2 separate regions of the Homo sapiens genome follow, and region 1 is linked to region 2. The links are chromatin loops, found by intact Hi-C in ENCODE. Cell type or tissue: IMR-90. All regions are shown on one strand. Each heading gives the region's core, and the rest is flanking DNA. Links, peaks and the distances in the headings are about the cores only.

What was found. Peaks named below come from ENCODE experiments on the same cell type or tissue, not always from the same donor. Only the 100,000 strongest peaks of a DNase experiment are listed, where the experiment ranks them.
Region 1: a loop joins it to region 2, with 24 times the contacts of the local background. A loop is called at or near these places in 4 of 110 quality-filtered maps.

What each region holds. Positions count from the first base shown.
Region 1 is chr19:2,066,005-2,074,327 of GRCh38, forward strand. MOB3A (MOB kinase activator 3A) reads right to left here. Exons shown (of 5, transcript NM_130807.3): 5 at 5,032-7,420. The coding sequence ends at 7,391. Among named protein-coding and RNA genes, the nearest start is that of MKNK2, 19 kb to the left of the region's middle. RefSeq lists enhancers at 5,741-5,790, 5,821-5,870, 8,311-8,323. In IMR-90, for the core only: a CTCF peak has its summit at 3,875 (motif pointing left); no DNase peak of the experiment used is centred there.
Region 2 is chr19:1,894,097-1,902,419 of GRCh38, forward strand. No RefSeq gene overlaps it. Among named protein-coding and RNA genes, the nearest start is that of ADAT3, 7.1 kb to the right of the region's middle. RefSeq lists enhancers at 3,223-3,352, 3,360-4,055, 3,494-3,788 and a silencer at 4,860-5,032. In IMR-90, for the core only: a CTCF peak has its summit at 3,689 (motif pointing right); a DNase peak (open chromatin) is centred at 3,705; H3K27ac peaks cover 187 bases.

The DNA of each region.
Region 1 (8,323 bases), core at 159-8,158, 170 kb after region 2:
CCAAGATAGTGAAACCCCGTCTCTACTAAAAATGCAAAAATTAGCTAGGCGTGGTGGTGGGCGCCTGTAGTCCCAGCTACTCGGGAGGCTGAGGTAGAGAAGTGCTTGAACCCGGGAGGCAGAGGTTGCAGTGAGCCAAGATCGTGCCATTGAACTCCAGCCTGCTCCGTCTCAATAAAAAAAATAAAAAATAAATAAGTACATACATAAAATGTTTATTAAATCATTTACCATGATTTTTAAATGTTAATTTGTATTTTATATAATGTATTTCAGCACATGAAGTTTTCTGACTAACGTATCTTTCCTGTACATTTTCCCTCTGGTCACAATGAGTGTACTTTGTCCCATATACTTTTTTTTTTTTTTTGAGACAGAGTCTCGCTCTGTCACCCAGGCTAGAGTGCAGTGGCACTATCTCAGCTCACTGCAAGCTCCGCCTCATGCCGGATTAATTTTTTTTTTTTTTTTGTATTTTTAGTAGAGACGGGGTTTCACTCTGTTAGCCAGGATGGTCTTGATCTCCTGACCTTGTGATCCGCCCGTCTCGGCCTCCCAAAATTCTGGGATTACAGGCGTGAGCCACCGTGCCCAGCCTGTCCCATATACATTTGGATTCACCTTGATCATTAAGACTGCAATTGCTGGCCAGGTGTGGAGGCTCATGTCTGTAATCCCAGCACTTTGGGAGTTGAGGCTGGTAGATCACAAGGTCAGGAGTTCAAAACCAGCCTGGCCAAGATGGTGAAACCCCGTCTCTACTAAAAATACAAAAAAATTAGCTGGATGTGGTGGCGGGTGCTGGTAGTCCCAGCTACTTGGGAGGCTGAGGCAGAAGAATCGCTTGAACACAGGACGCAGAGGTTGCAGTGAGCCAAGATTGTTTCACTGCACTCCAGCCTGGGTGAAAGAGTGAGACTCTGTCTCAAAAAAAAAAAAAAAGAAAAAAAAAAAAGAAAGGCCCGGCGCAGTGGCTCACACCTGTAATCCCAGCACTTTGGGAGGCCGAGGCAGGTGGATCACAAGGCCAGGTGTTCGAGACCAGCCTGACCAACATGGTGAAACCCTGTCTCTACTAAAAATACAAAAATTAGCCGGGGGTGGTGGCAGGTGCCTGTAATCCCAGCTACTCAGGAGGCTGAGGCAGGAGAATTGCTTGAACCTGGGAGGCGGAGGTTGCAGTGAGCCGAGATGACGCCACTGCACTCCAGCCTGGGCGACAGAGCGAGACTCTGTCTCAAAAAAAAAAAAAAAAAAAAAAAAGGATTGCAATTGCTTTTTCCTCCTGGTTTGCTTTATTTGATATAATTATGCTGGCTGGGAACAATGGCTCACATCTACAATCCCAGCACTTTGGGAGGCCAAAGAGGGAGGATCGCTTGAGGCCAGGAGTCCAAGATCAGCCTGAGCAATGTAGGGAGACTTCATCTCTACAAAAAAGAAACACAATCAGCTAGGCATGGAGGCACATGCCTGTAGGCCCAGCTACTCAGGAGGCTGAGGCGGGAGGATTGCTTGAGCCCAGGAAGTTGAGGCTGCAGTGAGCTGTGATTTGTGCCACTGCACTCCAGCCTAGGCGACAGAGCAAGACCCTGTCTGAAGAAAAAATTATATATATACATAAAAACTTTGCCTAAGCTTCTGCTTCTGCCAGTCTATGTCTTTGTTACAGCAATTTTATGGGGACATAGTTCACATCTCATAAAATTCCCCCACTAATGTATACAGTTCAGGGCGGTGCGGTGGCTCATGCCTGTAATCCCAGCATTTCGGGAGGCCAAGGTGGGTGGATCACCTGAGGTCAGGAGTTCAAGACCAGCATGGCTAACATGGTGAAACCCCGTCTCTACTAAAAATAAAAAAATTAGCCAGGTGTGGTGGCTGGTGCCTATAATCCCAGCTACTCAGGAACCTGAGGCAGGAGAATCGCTTGAACCCAGGAGGTGGATTGTTGCAGTGAACTGAGACTGCACCACTGCAGTTCAGCCTGGGTGACAGAGTGAGACTCCGTTTAAAAAAAAAAAATGTGTATAGTTCAGAGGTATTTATAAATTCATGGAGTTATGCAAACATTATCTGAAAAGAAAATGTTTTGTGTTGATTTTTACTGGATATGAGGGGTTCTTCACATTTTAACAGGAGGATCTTTCTGTATATTTTTGTTTGTTTGTTTTTTTGAGATGGAGTTTCACTCTGTCACCCAGGCTGGAGTGCAGTGGCAGTGTAGTCCCGAGTAGCTGGGACTACGGGCGCCCGCCACCACGCCCGGCTAATTTTTTGTATTTTTAGTAGAGACGGGGTTTCACCGTGTTAGCCAGGATGGTCTCGATCTCCTGACCTCGTGATCCGCCCACCTCGGCCTCCCAAAGTGCTGGGATTCCAGGTGTGAGCCACCGCACCAGGCCATCTTTCTGTGTATTTCTATAGGCGTCCGCAAACTTTTTCTTTTTTCACTTGATACTCACCTCAATTAAGAGCAGGGATATTTACATATGATCAGTTTATTTTTTTTCCTAACACTATTTATTGAAAATCTTTCAATGTCAGCTCTCTCTCCCCACCTCCCCCGCTTTCTTTTTTTCTGAGACAGGGTCTTGCTCTGTTGCCCAGGCTGGAGTGCAGTAGTGCTATCTCAACTTACTGCAGCCTCCGCCTCCAGGGCTTAAGTGATCTTCCTGCCTCAGCCTCCTGAGTGGCTGGAATCACAGGTGCACCATCATGCCTGGCTTGGTCACCAAACTTTTACTGTAAGGGGCAGACTGTCAATATTTTTGGCTTTGTCGGGTGCGGTGGCTCACGCCTGTAATCCCAACACTTTGGGAGTCCAAGGTGGGTGGATCACGAGGTCAGGAGTTAGAGACCAGCTTGGCCAACATGGTGAAACCCCATCTCTACTAAAAATACAAAAATTAGCTGGGGGTGGTGGCGGGCGCCTGTAATACCAGCTGCTCGGGAGGCTGAGGCAGGAGAATCGCTTGAGCCCAGGAGGCGGAGGTTGTAGTGAGCTGAGATCACGCCATTGCACTCCAGCCTGGGCAACACAGCAAGACTCCCTTTAAAAAAAAAAATGGCACTGTGGAGCAGATGGTCTCTGTTGGTTAACTCTACAGCCACAGACAATATGTAAATAATATGTAAATGTATGAGCATGGCTGTGCGCCAATAAAACTTTATTTACACAACAGACTGTGTGGCTGGCCTGGCAGGGTGGCTCACGGCTGTAATCCCAGCACTTTGAGAGGCTGAGGCAGGTAGATCACTTGAGGTTAGGAGTTCAAGACTTGAGGTCAGGAGTTCGAGACCAGCCTGGCCAACATGGTGAAACCCTGTCTCTGCTAATATATAAAACATTACCCAGGCATGGTGGCTTGCACCTGTAGTCCCAGCTACTGGGGAGGCTGAGGCAGGAGGCTGGCTTGAACCTGGGAGGTGGAGGTTGCAGTGAGCCACTGCACTGTAGCCTGGGTGACAGAGGGAGACTCCATCTCCAAATAAGTAAAATTTAAAACCACATTGATTTTGGGAGGCCGAGGTAGGCAGATCATGAGGTTAGGAGTTCAATATCAGCCTGGACAACATGGTGAAATCCCGTCTCTACTAAAAATACAAAAATTATCCAGTCATGCTGGTGCACACCTGTAATCCCAGCTACTTGGGAGGCTGAGGCGGGAGAATCGTTTGAACCCGGGAGGGAGAGGCTGCAGTGATCTGAGGTCGCATCATTGCACTCCAGCCTGGGCAACAAGGGTGAAACTCCGTCTCAGAACAAACAAACAAACAAACAACTAGGAAACAGCAGCCTCTCTGGAAGGCGGTTCCCGATCCCCGCTCTTTGCCTAACAGGAGCCTGTCCCTTCCCAGCGCCGTGGTGCCCTCTAGGGGCGAGGTGCAGCAGCACAGCGCTGACGGGCACAGGGCTAAGGGTCCACCCTGTGGGGCCCGGGCTGCCCCTCTCTGCCATGCTGCTGAGGTGCAAAATACCAAATTCGTGAGCCAAAGCTGGTCTTCCGTTAGGCTCCGGACTCACGACGTTTCACGCTGGAAGGGACCCCGGAGACTCACTCACCCAATGCCCACATTTTTCACATACAGAAAACAAAAAGCAGCTGGGCACAGTGGTTCATGCCTGCAATCCCACACTTGGGAGGCCGAGGCAGGGGGATCGCCTGAGGCCAGGAGTTCGAGACCAGCCTGGCCAACATGGTGAAACCCTGTCACTACCAAAAATACAAAAATTAGGGCCGGGTGTGGTGGCTCACGCTTGTAATCCCAGCACTTTGGTAGGCTGAGGCAGGAGAATCACTTGAGCCTGGGAGGCCAAGGTTGCAGTGAGCCAAGATTGCACCACTGCCCTCCTGCCTGGGCAAGAGTAAGACTCCATCTTAAAAAAAAAAAAAAATTAGCTGGGCGTGGTGGCGGGCACCTGTAGTCCCAATTCCTTGGGAGGCTGAGGTTGCAGTGAGCCGAGATCAGGCCACTGCACTACAGCCTGGGTGACGGCGAGACTGTCTCAAAAAAAAAAAAAAAAAAAGAAAGGAAGAAAGAGAATGAAATAAACAAGTCAATAAAAAGTTGTAGTGTACGCTAATTTGTCCATGTCCAAGGCCACAGCGGGCTAGGGAGTCACGGGCTGGCCTGGACTCCACCCCTTCGGTCTTTTCCCTCTGATCTGTTCCTTGGCACAGGGTAAAAACTTTTGTGCTTCATTTTCTTTTCTTTTCTTTTTTTTTTTTTTTGAGACAGCGTCTTGCTCTGTCACACAGGCTGGAGTGCAGTGGTGCCATCTCGGCTCACTGCAACCTCTGCCGCCAGGGTTCAGGCAATTCTCCTGCCTCAGCCTCCCAAGTAGCTGGGATTTAAAAAAAAAAAAAAAAGAAAGAAAGAAAGAAAGAAAGAAAGAAAAGCTGAGTAGCTGTCTAAAAAAAAAAAAAAAGAAAGAAAAATAAAAAAGATTTTCTCAGCCCCAAAGCCTGAGGCTCACCCCTAGGACAGGGCACCCTGTTAACACTGGCAGGAAAACGACACCATTTATTCCGACGTCTGCGTCTGTAGTTTTATTCCGTATCTGGCTGGGGGAGGGTGGTCTCCGAGGTGGATGGAGTGAGGGTGGAGGGGACAGAGATGGTCCCTGCTCCCACCTCCCCGAGCCCACCTGGGAAGCTGCGTGGCCGGGCTGCTGGAGACATCCCGAGCCCTGGGGGAGACAGAGGTGTGGGTGTTTGGGCTTCATCTTCCAGGTACAAGGAGATACATTTCATCAAGCAGTTCCTGATTTCATGGAGTTCTTTGAGGGCTCGGCTGGGAGGTCCCTCTCCGGGGGGCTCCAAGTGCCGGACCTGGTGGTTTCTGGAAGGATCAAGGACAAGTCCTGGGAGTTTCAGGCTTCGGCAGTAACAGTGTGTTAATTGCACTTGTTCGATTTTCTGGCAGAAGCCAGGAGAGACGGGGACAGCGTGCTTCTCTTCGGTGACCATCCCAGGCGCCCAGAGGTGACCAGACTTCTGTGTGGTCTGGGACAGTGCAGGGCTCAGGCAGGAAGGACCACTGTGGTGAAAGGCCACTGACAATTCTGGTGAGGAGTAGGGTGGCAGGGGTTCAGCCAGGGAGAGGAGGTGGCTGCCTTTTCTCAGGGCCCTGCTCTCACCTTCCAAAGGTCTAGGGTACACAGAACTCATGGATTTTGGTCTCGCAGCCCCAGGGGCCACACAGAAAAAGGGGTTCAACTGGAAGTTTGCAGCATCTGGGAAAGGCCAATTCTGGCAGAACTGGAAGATTCCAGACCAGGGGAGAGGCGTCCAGGGAGAGAAGAGTCCTGCTTGGGTTGATCATAAGCAAAGTGGACATCGTTCCGAAGAGGCAGAGAGCTCACTATGTTATCGATAAAAAAATTCTTGGCCGGGCACAGTGGCTCACGCCTGTAATCCCAGCACTTTGGGAGGCTGAGGCTGGTGGATCACAAGGTCAGGAGATCAAGACCATCCTGGCTAACACGGTGAAACCCTGTCTCTACTAAAATACAAAAAAATTAGCCGGGTGTGACGGTGGGTGCCTGTAGTCCCAGCTGCTGGGGAGGCTGAGGCAGGAGAATGGCGTGAATCTGGGAGGCGGAGCTTGCAGTGAGCCGAGATCCCACCACTGCACTCCAGCCTGGTTAGGCCGGGTGCAGTAGCTCATGCCTGTAATCCCAGCACTTTTGGAGGCCAAGGTAGGCGGATCACCTGAAGTCAGGAGTTTGAGACCAGCCTGGCCAACATGGTGAAATCTTGTCTCTACTAAAACTACAATAATTTCCTGGGCGTGGTGGCGCACACCTGTAATCCCAGCTACTTGGGAGGCTGAAGCAGGAGAATCACTTGAACCCAGGAGGTGGAGGATGCAGTGAGCCGAGATTGTGCCACTGGACTCCAGTCTGGGCGACAGTGGGAGACTCCGTTCAAAAAAAATAAAAATCTCAAGATGGTTGTAAATGTGACTATAAAAATCAAACCCTTTATGATACACAAAGGGGCCCTTAGGAAATGAGTCAGAAGCCGGGGTGCAGGACGTGGGGTCCCAGGAGTCCAGGAAGCCCTGGATACAGTCAGCTGAATGTTTCGGAAGAACGGAAGAAGCAGAGTGCATTGAGGAAGAGAGAGGGCTGGGTGCGGTGGCTCACCCCTGTGATTCCAGCACTTTGGGAGGCCGAGGATGGAGGATCACTGGAGGCCAGGAGTTCAGCGAGACCCCTGTCTCTAGTATGACCAAAAAAAAAAAAATCTGTAGAAAAATGGAAGAGATTGGGGAGGGAGGAAAGAGGCTGCCTGGGTCCAGGTTGTGCCTCTGTGTGAAGAGACACCAGCGGCTGCCAGTGGGGAGTGCGGAGTAAAGGCCTGCGGGAGGAGATGTCCGCTCTCAGGGGCTCGGAAGCCCCTCAGCCTCTTGCCTCCCCAACGGGAGACATGTAGGAGGCCGAGCAAGCTGGGTGCCCTTGAGAGACAGGCCCAGGCAGGGCTGTGGCCACAGCAGCCCTGGGGGCTCCCCAGCGAGGTGGAGGCAGAAGTTCCAGGAGCCTGGGAGCCACCCAGGGCAAGGAGTGACCCTGGAAGCCATCCAGCCTCCTGGAAAGTGGAAGTGGTTTAAAAACACAGTGGGCTTTTCCGGTTGCTAGTAACACATAGAATTACAGAGTTCACGTTTTAGTCCCAGACGGGAGACTGAGGCTCGAGACTGAGGAAGGCATCTGCCGTCCGGGGTTGGAGCTCCTGAGGACCAACACCTGCTCAGCGGCTCGGCCCCTGGTCTCCCTGAGATGCTCAGGCCGGAGAGAAGCGGGATGATGGTTCCAGAGCGTCCTCCTCCAAGTCTCCGAGGCCCCAGCGGCGGTTCGGGCACCGGGAGACCCGCGGGGCTCTCAGTGGCACATCCGGGCGGTCATTTCTTTCTGTAAAGAGCAAGCAAGACATCAGCTCCCACCAGCCACTCCTAAAAGGGGTGATGCGAACAGCAGACACACGGAGACGCACAGGCAGAGAAACGGCAGCTGGGGGCTTCCCTGAACACCCAAACAACAAAAACCACACAGGCAATGGCACACCTGAGACCAGGGGCAGCAGGCTACCCCATGAGGCCAGAGAGTCAGCATTTTCAGATCTGTGGGCCAGACGGTCCCTGTCATGATGGCTCAACTCTGTCTTGTACCTCAAAAGCCACCTCAGACGATGGTAACCTCACAAGTGTACCTCGCTGCCAATAAAACTGTATTTACAGCCAGGCTTGGTGGCTCACGCCTGTAATCCCAGCACTTTGGGAGGCAGAGGTAGGCAGATCACCTGAGGTCAGGAGTTCAAGACCAGCCTGGATAACACGGTGAAATCCTGTCTCTACTAAAAATATAGAAATTAGCCTGGCATGGTGGCAGGCACCTGTAATCCCAGCTACTCAGGAGGCTGAGGGAGGAGAATCGCTTGAACCTGGGAGACAGAGGTTACCGTGAGCCAAGATCGCGCCACTGCACTCCAGCCTGGGTGACAGAGCGAGACTCTGTCTCAAAAAAGAAAAAAACAACTTTGGGAGGCTGAGGTGGGCGGATCATGAGGTCAGGAGATCGAGACCATCCTGGCTAACATGGTGAAACCCCGTCTCTACTAAAAATACAAAAAAATAAGCCAGGTATGGTGGCACATGCCTGTAGTCCCAGCTACTCAGGAGGCTGAGGGAGGGGAATCACTTGAACCTGTGAGGTGGAGGTTGCAGTGGCTGAGATCAAACAAACAAACAAACAAAAAAACCCCAGAAACTTTATTTACAAAAACAGGAAGCCAGGCCAGAGGGCTGCAGTTTGCTG
Region 2 (8,323 bases), core at 269-8,268:
TTCAGTTTGCAAAGATCAGAAAGTTCTGGAGGTGATGGTCGCACAACCGTGTGAATGAGTTTAATACGGCTGAACTGTGCACTTAAAATGGTTAAGAGGCCGGGCGCGGTGGCTCACGCCTGTAATCCCAGCACTTTGGGAGGCCGAGGCGGGTGGATCACGAGGTCAGGAGATCGAGACCATCCTGGCTAACACGGTGAAACCCCGTCTCTACTAAAAATACAAAAAATTAGCCGGGCGTGGTGGTGGGCGCCTGTAGTCCCAGCTACTCGGGAGGCTGAGGCAGGAGAATGGCGTGAACCGGTAAGGCGGAGTTTGCAGTGAGCGGAGCTTGCGCCACTGCACTCCAGCCTGGGCGACAGAGCGAGACTGTCTCAAAAAAATAAATAAATAAATAAAATAAAAGGGTTAAGATGGTCAACTTTATATTATGCGTATTTTACCACAACCAAATAAATCAATGTTCATAAAACCACGGAGTTAGACGAGCTGTTTGGTTAGCGCCAGCTTCGCAGGCAGAGGCCTCAGGGGTCCGCTGGGGACCCACACTCAGAGGAATCTAGGCATGATATAATGCTCTGTGGTTGCTGTCTCAAAATTCCTAAAAATTGGCTGGGTGCGGTGGCTCACTCCTGTAATCCCATCACTTTGGGAGGCCCAGGCGGGCGGATCAGCTGAGGTCAGGAGTTCGAGACCAGCCTGACCAACATGGTGAAACCTTGTCTCTACTGAAAAAACAAAAATTAGCTGGGCGTGGTGGCGCATGCCTGTAGACCCAGCTACTTGGGAACCTGAGGCAGGAGAATTGCTTGAACTCAGGAGGCGGAGGTTGCAGTAAGCTGAGATCATGTCACTACACTCCAGCCTGGGCGAGAGAGCAAGACTCCGTCTCTTTAAAAAAAAAAAAAAAAAAAAAAAAAAAAAAAAGGCCGGGCTCGGTGGCTCACGCTTGTAATCCCAGCACTTTGGGAGGCCGAGGCGGGCGGATCACCTGAAGTCGGGAGTTCAAGACCAGCCTGACCAACATGGAGAAACCCCGTCTCTACTAAAAACACAAAATCAGCCGGGCGTGGAGGCACATGCCTGTAATCGCAGCTACTTGGGAGGCTGAGGCAGGAGAATCGCTTGAACCCAGGAGGCAGAGGTTGTCGTGACTCGAGATAGCACCATTGTATTCCGACTGGGCAACAAGAGCAAAAAAACTGTCTTAGAAAAAAAAAAATTCTAAACATTTTTAAACAAGGGGCCCTGTATTGTCATTCTGAGCTTGGCCTCAAAGATTCTGTAGCCAGGCTTCTTTTGGGGAAAGGACCGGGAGGCCTCCTTCCAGGGTCAGGGGCGTTAAGCGCTGCGGAGGGATACCCCTCCCAGAGGGGAGAGAGTGGAACCCGCTCAGGAAGTGGGTTCCTGACATGAGAAGGAAGGAAGTTGGCGGGGGCATCTTAAAATAGCATCACCCAACCACGCGGTCAGAGGTGCGGGGAGGGAGCAGGGCCAGGGCCGGGGACCCTCCCAGCGACCTTCCCTGCAGGCACCCAGCCCCGTCCCCTCGACACACCAGACCCAGCACCCTCTGCTCCCACCAGCCCACCAGGAATTGGGTTATTTAAGTTATTTATTTATTTCCTTATTTTCTTTTTCTTTTGAGATAGAGTCTCACTTTGTCACCCAGGCTGGAGTGCAGTGGCGTGATCTCGGCTCACTGCAACCTCCACCGCCTGGGATCACGCGACTCTTCTGCCACAGCCTTCTGAGTAGCTGGGATTACAGGCGCCCGCCACCAAGCCTGGCTAATTTTTGTATTTTTAGTAGATACAGGGTTTCACCATATTGGCCAGTCTGGTCTCAACTCCTGACCTCAAGTGATCCACCCGCCTTGGCCTCCCAAAGTGCTGGGATTACAGGCGTGAGCCACCGCGCCTGGTCTATTTCTTTTTTTTTTTTTTTGAGATGAAGTCTTGCTCCCTCGCCCAGGCTGGGGTGCAGAGGCACAATCTCGGCTCACTGCAACCTCCGCCTCCCAGGTTCAAGCGATTCTTCTGCCTCAGCCTCCCAAGTAGCTGGGATTACAGGTGCCCGCCAACCACACCTGGCTAATTTTTGTATTTTTAGTAGAGACAGGATTTCACCATGGTGGCCAGGCTGATCTCAAACTCCTGACCTCAGGTTATCCGCCCACCTCGGCCTCCCAAAGTGCTGGGATTACAGGTGTGAGCCACCGCGCCTGGCTGTAATTGCCTCTTAAAGAGAAACAAGTCAGATTGGATTTGGGCGCACCCTCAGGACGTCATTTGAACCTAATAATCTCTTTAAAAAGTCCTGTCTCGGCGGGGGCCAAGCACAGTGGCTCAAGCTTGTAATCCAAATACTTTGAGAGGCCAAGGCAGGAGGATCACTGGTGCCCAGGAGTTTGAGACTAGCGTGGGCAACACAGCAAGACCCCATCTCTACAAAAAAAAAAAAAAATATTTGGTTAGCCAGGTGTCGGGGCACATGCCTGTGGTCTGAGCTACTCCGGAGCCCAATGTGGGAGGATCCCCTGAGCCCAGGAGTTTGAGGCTGTGGTGAGCCGTGATCAGCTCCCACTGCACTCCAGCCTGGGCCACAGAGAGAGACTTCCTATCTCCACGCCAAGTGCCTTAGGTCACGCCTATAATCCCAGCAGTTTGGCAGGCAGAGTGGGAGGATCACTTGAGCCTTACAAGTTCAAGACCAACCCGGGGCTGGGCGCGGTGGCACACGCCTGTAATCCCAGCACTTTGGGAGGCCGAGGTGGGCGAATCACGAGGTTAGGAGATCAAAACCATCCTGGCTAATACGGTGAAACCCCGTCTCTACTAAAAATACAAAAAATTAGCCGGGCGTGGTGGTGGGCGCCTGTAGTCCCAGGTACTCGGGAGGCTGAGGCAGGAGAATGGCGTGAACCCGGGAGGTGGAGCTTGCAGTGAGCTGAGATCACGCCTCTGCACTCCAGCCTGGACCACAGAGCGAGACTCTGTCTCAAAAAAATAAAAAAAAAATAGCCGGGGGTGGTGTCGGGAAGCTGAGGCAGGAGAATGGCGTGAACGCAGGAGGCGGAGCTTGCAGTGAGCCAAGATCATGCCACTGCACTCCTAGGCGACAGAGCGAGACTCCATCTCAAAAAAAAAAAAAAAAAAAAAAAAAAAAAAAAAGACCAGCCTGGGCAACTAAGAGAGACCTCTGTCTCTGCAAAAAAAAAAAAAAAATTTTTTTTTTGAGACGGAGTCTGGCACTGTCACCCAGGCTGGAATGCATTGGCGTGATCTCAGGGTTCACGCCATTCTCCTGCCTCAGCCCCCCGGATAGCTGGATTACAGGCGCCCACCACCACACCCGGCTAATTTTTTGTATATTTAGTAGAGACGGGGTTTCACCGTGTTAGCCAGGGTGGTCTCGATCTCCTGACCTCGTGATCCACCTGCCTCGGCCTCCCAAAGTGCTGGGATTACAGGCGTGAGCCACCGCACCCGGGTGACACTCCATTTTTGACCCCAGTGTTAGCACAGAGCTTTTAAACTTCCGCACTGCTGATGAGGGAGTGTGATTGTTCTCTGTTACCAGCACTGTCTCCCGCCCACCGGAGCCGAGTGTGGTGGGTGTGGACCTTCTGGGAAAGGGTGTAAACACGTGCTTAGATCCGGCCGGAAGCCCCGTGACCGGGGTGCAGCTGCCTTTGGTCAGTAGGTGGCAACCGTGTCCGCTTGATTTTGGGAGGGTCCGAGAGGCTGGTGCAGGGCTCCCAGGAGAGGCGGGGGCGATCCCACTTGCCTTGCCAGGATAACAGCAACAAGGGCTGCCCACGTGCATGCTGGGCAATAGGGATACCGCAGAGAATGAAAGTCCAGCCCTAGCAGGGCAGCAAGACCTCGACTCTACAAAAATTTCAACCACAACAAAAATTAGCTGGGCGTGACGGAACACATCTGTGGTCCCAGCTACATGGGAGGCTGAGGTGGGAGGATCGCTTGAGCCCGGGTGGCAAAGGCCACAGTGAGCTATGACTGCACAACTGCACTCCAGCCTGGGTGACAGAGGCAGATCTTGTCTCAAAAAAAAAAAAAAAAACAAAAAACAAAACAAAAACACCAAGGCCAGGCACGGTGGCTCATGCCTGTAATCCTAGCACTTTAGGTGGCTGAGGCGGGAGGATCACCTGAGATCAGGAGTTCCAGACCAGCCTGGCCATCACAGCGAACTCCCATCTCTACTAAAAATCCAAAAATTAGCCAGGTGTGGTGGCAGGCACCTGTAATTGCAACTACTCAGGAGGCTGAGGCACAAGAATCGCTTGAACCCGGGAGGCGAAGGTTGCAGTGAACCGAGATGTCACTGCACTCCAGCCTGGGGGACAGAGTGAGACTCCATCTCAAAAACAAAACAAAAAACACCAAAACGTCCTGTCCTGGTGGAGGTGAAATAAATGAGACATCCTTGGCCGGGCGCTGTGGCTCACGCCTGTAATTCCAACAATTTGGGAGGCCAGGCGGGTGGATCATGAGGTGAGACCGAGACCATCCTGGCTAACATGGTGAAACCCCGTCTATACTAAAAATACAAAAGTTAGCTAGGCGTGGTGGCAGGCATCTGTAATCCCAGCTACTTGGGAGGCTGAGGCATGAGAATCGCTTGAACCCGGGAAGCACAGGTAGCAGTGAGCTGAGATCGTGCCACTGCACTCCAGCCTGGGAGACAGAGCGAGACTCCGTCTCGAAAAAATATATGTATAGCCAGGCGTGGTGGCTCACGCCTGTAATTCCAGCACTTTGGGAGGCCGAGGCGGGCGGATCGCTAGGTCAGGAGATCAAGACCATCCTGGCTAATGTGGTGAAACCCCATCTCTACTAAAACTATAAAACAATTAGCCGGGCGTGGTGGCGGGCACCTGCAGTCCCAGCTACTCAGGAGGCTGAGGCAGGAGAATCGCTTGAACCTGGGAGGCGGAGGTTGCACTGAGCCAAGATTATGCCACTGCACTCCAGCCTGGGTGACAGAGCGAGAGTCCGTCTCAAAACAAACAAACAAACAAATCAGAAAGTTAATGGGATGCTGACGCAAAGAAACAAGCTGAACAAGGTGGTGACAGGGAAGTTGATACTGATTTTGGCCTCAGCCATGTGGAAACAGACAGAGGGTCTTGCGGGGAACTCCTCTCCTTTTTTGGACGCATTCCTGTTTTGTTTTGTTTTGTTTTGTTTTTTTAACTTTCTTAATTTTTTTCAGTTTTCGTCACACTTTGTCTAATACTATTTCTTTTTTGTTTTTGAGACAGAGTTTCGCTCTTGTTGCCCAGGCTGGAGTACAGTGGCACAATCTCAGCTCACTGCATCCTCTGCCTCCCAGGTTCAAGTGATTCTCCTGCCTCAGCCTCCCGAGTAGCTGGGACTACAGGTGCCCGCCACCACGCCCGGCTAATTTTGTATTTTTAGTAGAGACAGGGTTTTTCCATGTTGGCCAGGCTGGTCTCAAACTGATCTCATGATCCGCCTGCCTCGGCCTCCCAAAGTGCTGGGATTACAGACATGAGCCACCACGCCCTGCCTAAAATATTTGTTTTCATAATTAAAAACATTGTTTCTTAGCCAGGCCCTGTGGCTCATGCCTATAATCTTAGGACTTTGATTTTTTGTTTTTGTTTTTGTTTTTGAGACGGAGTTTCCCTCTTGTTGCCCAGGCTGGAGTGCAATGGTGCAATCTTGGCTCACTGCAACCTCTGCCTCCTGGGTTCAAGCGATTCTCCTGCCTCAGCCTCCTGAGTAGCTGGGACTACAGGCATGCGCCACCACACCTGGCTAATTTTTCGTATTTCTAGTAGAGACGGGGTTTCACCATGTTAGTCATGTTGGTCTCGAACTCTTGACCTCAGGTGATCCACCCGCCTCAGCCTTCCGAAGTGTTGGCATTACAGGCGTGAGCCACTGTGCTGGCTTTTTTTTTTTTTTTTTCTGCGACGGAGTCTCGCTCTGTCACCCAGGCTGGAGTGCAGTGGCGCCATCTCCGCTCAGTGCAAGCTCCGCCTCCCGGGTTCACGCCATTCTCCTGCCTCAGCCTCCCGAGTAGCTGGAACTACAGGCGCCCGCCACCACGCCCGGCTAATCTTTTTATTTTTTTTAGTAGAGATGGGGTTTCAGCGTGTTAGCCAGGATGGTCTCAATCTCCTGACCTCATGATCCACCCACCTCGGCCTCTGTACTTTTTTCCTATTGGCTGGGGTCGGGTCACACAATCTAAACTAACTTTGGTTGGCTAAACATTTGATTTTTTTTAGATAGGGTGGGTATGTAAAAGAAAGGGGAGGCCGGGCGCGGTGGCTCGCGCCTGTAATCCCAGCACTTTGGGAGACCGAGGAGGGCGGATCACGAGGTCAGGAGATCGAGACCATCCTGGCTAACACAGAGAAACCCCGTCTCTACTAAAAATACAAAAAATTAGCCGGGCGTGGTGGCGGGCGCCTGTAGTCCCAGCTACTCGGGAGGCTGAGGCAGGAGAATGGCGTGAATCCGGGAGGCGGAGCTTGCAGTGAGCGGAAATCGTGCCACTGCACTCCAGCCTGGGCAACAGAGCGAGACTCTGTCTCAAAAAAAAAAAAGAAAGAAAAAGAAAGTGGAGAGAATGGGGAAGGGGGTGTCTGTGATGAGCTAGAAAGTTAGTCTTTTTTTAAAATAAGGAAAGGAATGTAAGCTGATGCTGATAACGCTTGGTATTGAGGCGTGTCTAGGCATTTAACAAAGGCAAAAAGGAAAAAGAAAAAGAAGGGAAAGGAGGGGTACTATGAATTAAAGAATAAATGATTGATCAGATTATTTGAAGAGAAACCCCATTATATCCCACAACTAGAACCCCTGGCCTGAAGTGGTCCACCCGCCTCGGCCTCCCAAAGTGCTGGGATTACAGGCGTGAGCCACCACTCCCAGTCTTATTTTTATTTTATTTTGTTTTGTTTTGTTTTATTTATTTTTTTAGAGTCTCGCTCTGTCACACAGGCTGGAGTGCAGTGGCGTGATCTCAGCTCACCGCAACCTCCACCTCCCGGGTTCAAGCTATTCTCCTGCCTCAGCCTCCTGAGTAGCTGGGATTACAGGCGTGCGCCACCACATCCGGCTAATTCTTGTATATTTAGTAGAGACGGGGTTTCACCATGTTGGTCAGGCTGGTCTCAGACTCCTGACCTTGTGATCCACCCACCTCGGCCTCCCAAAGCGCTGGGATTACAGCTGTGAGCCACCATGCCTGGCCTATTTTTTTTTTCCTTTTTTTTTTTTAGACACAGTCTCCATCTGTCACCCAGGCTGGTGTGCAGTGGCGCAATCTCAGCTCACTGCAAGCTCCACCTCCTGGGTTCACGCCATTCTTCTGCCTCAGCCTCTCGAGTAGCTGGGACTTCAGGCGCCCGCCACCACGCCTGGCTTTTTTATTTTTAGTAGAGACGGGGTTTCACCATGTTAGCCAGGATGGTCTCGATCTCCTGACCTCGTGATCCGCCCACCTTGGCCTCCCAAAGTGCTGGGATTACAGGCGTGAGCCACCGTGCCCCGCCCAGGCCTATTTTTTTAAAGACAGGATCTCCCTCTGTTGCCCAGGCTGGAGTGCAGTAATGCTGATCAAAGCCCACTGCAGTCTTGACCTCTTGGGTTCAAGTGATCCTGCCACCTCAGCCTCCCAAGTAGCTGGGACCACAGGCACACACCACACCTGGGTAATTTAAAATTTTTGTGTAGAGACAAGGTCTCACTATGTTGCCCAGGCTGGTCTCAAACTCCTGGGCTCAAGCGATCCTTCCACCTTGGACTCTCAAAGTGCTGGGATTACAGGCGTGAGCCCCCGAGCTTGGTCCTGGTCATTTCTTGACTGCCTGTCACTTGGGGCCACCCAGCCCGCCAGTGTCTGACTTAGGCTTCTGGCTGATTCTCTGCGGCCACTAAGCTCACAATTGGGGAACCGACTCCATGATTTTGCAACATTTCGATGCCGGACCCTGACGCATTACTGTGAGTCGGGAGGGTCACGTTCCGTTTGTTTTTTGAGACGGTCTGGCTGTCACCCAGGCTGGAGTGAAGTGGCATTGGTGTGATCTCAGCTCACTGCAACCTCTGCCTCCTGGGCTCAAGCCATCCTTCTGCCGCAGCCTCCCGGCATGTAGCTGAGACTACAGGCGCCACCATTCCCAGCTATGTTGTTTTTTTTTTTTTAAAGAAAGAGACAAGGTCTCGCTGTGTTGCCCAGGGCAATTTCAAAATTCCTAGACTCAAGCAATCCCTCCGCCTCGGCCTCCCAAAGTCCTGGGATTACACTGGGATTACAGGTG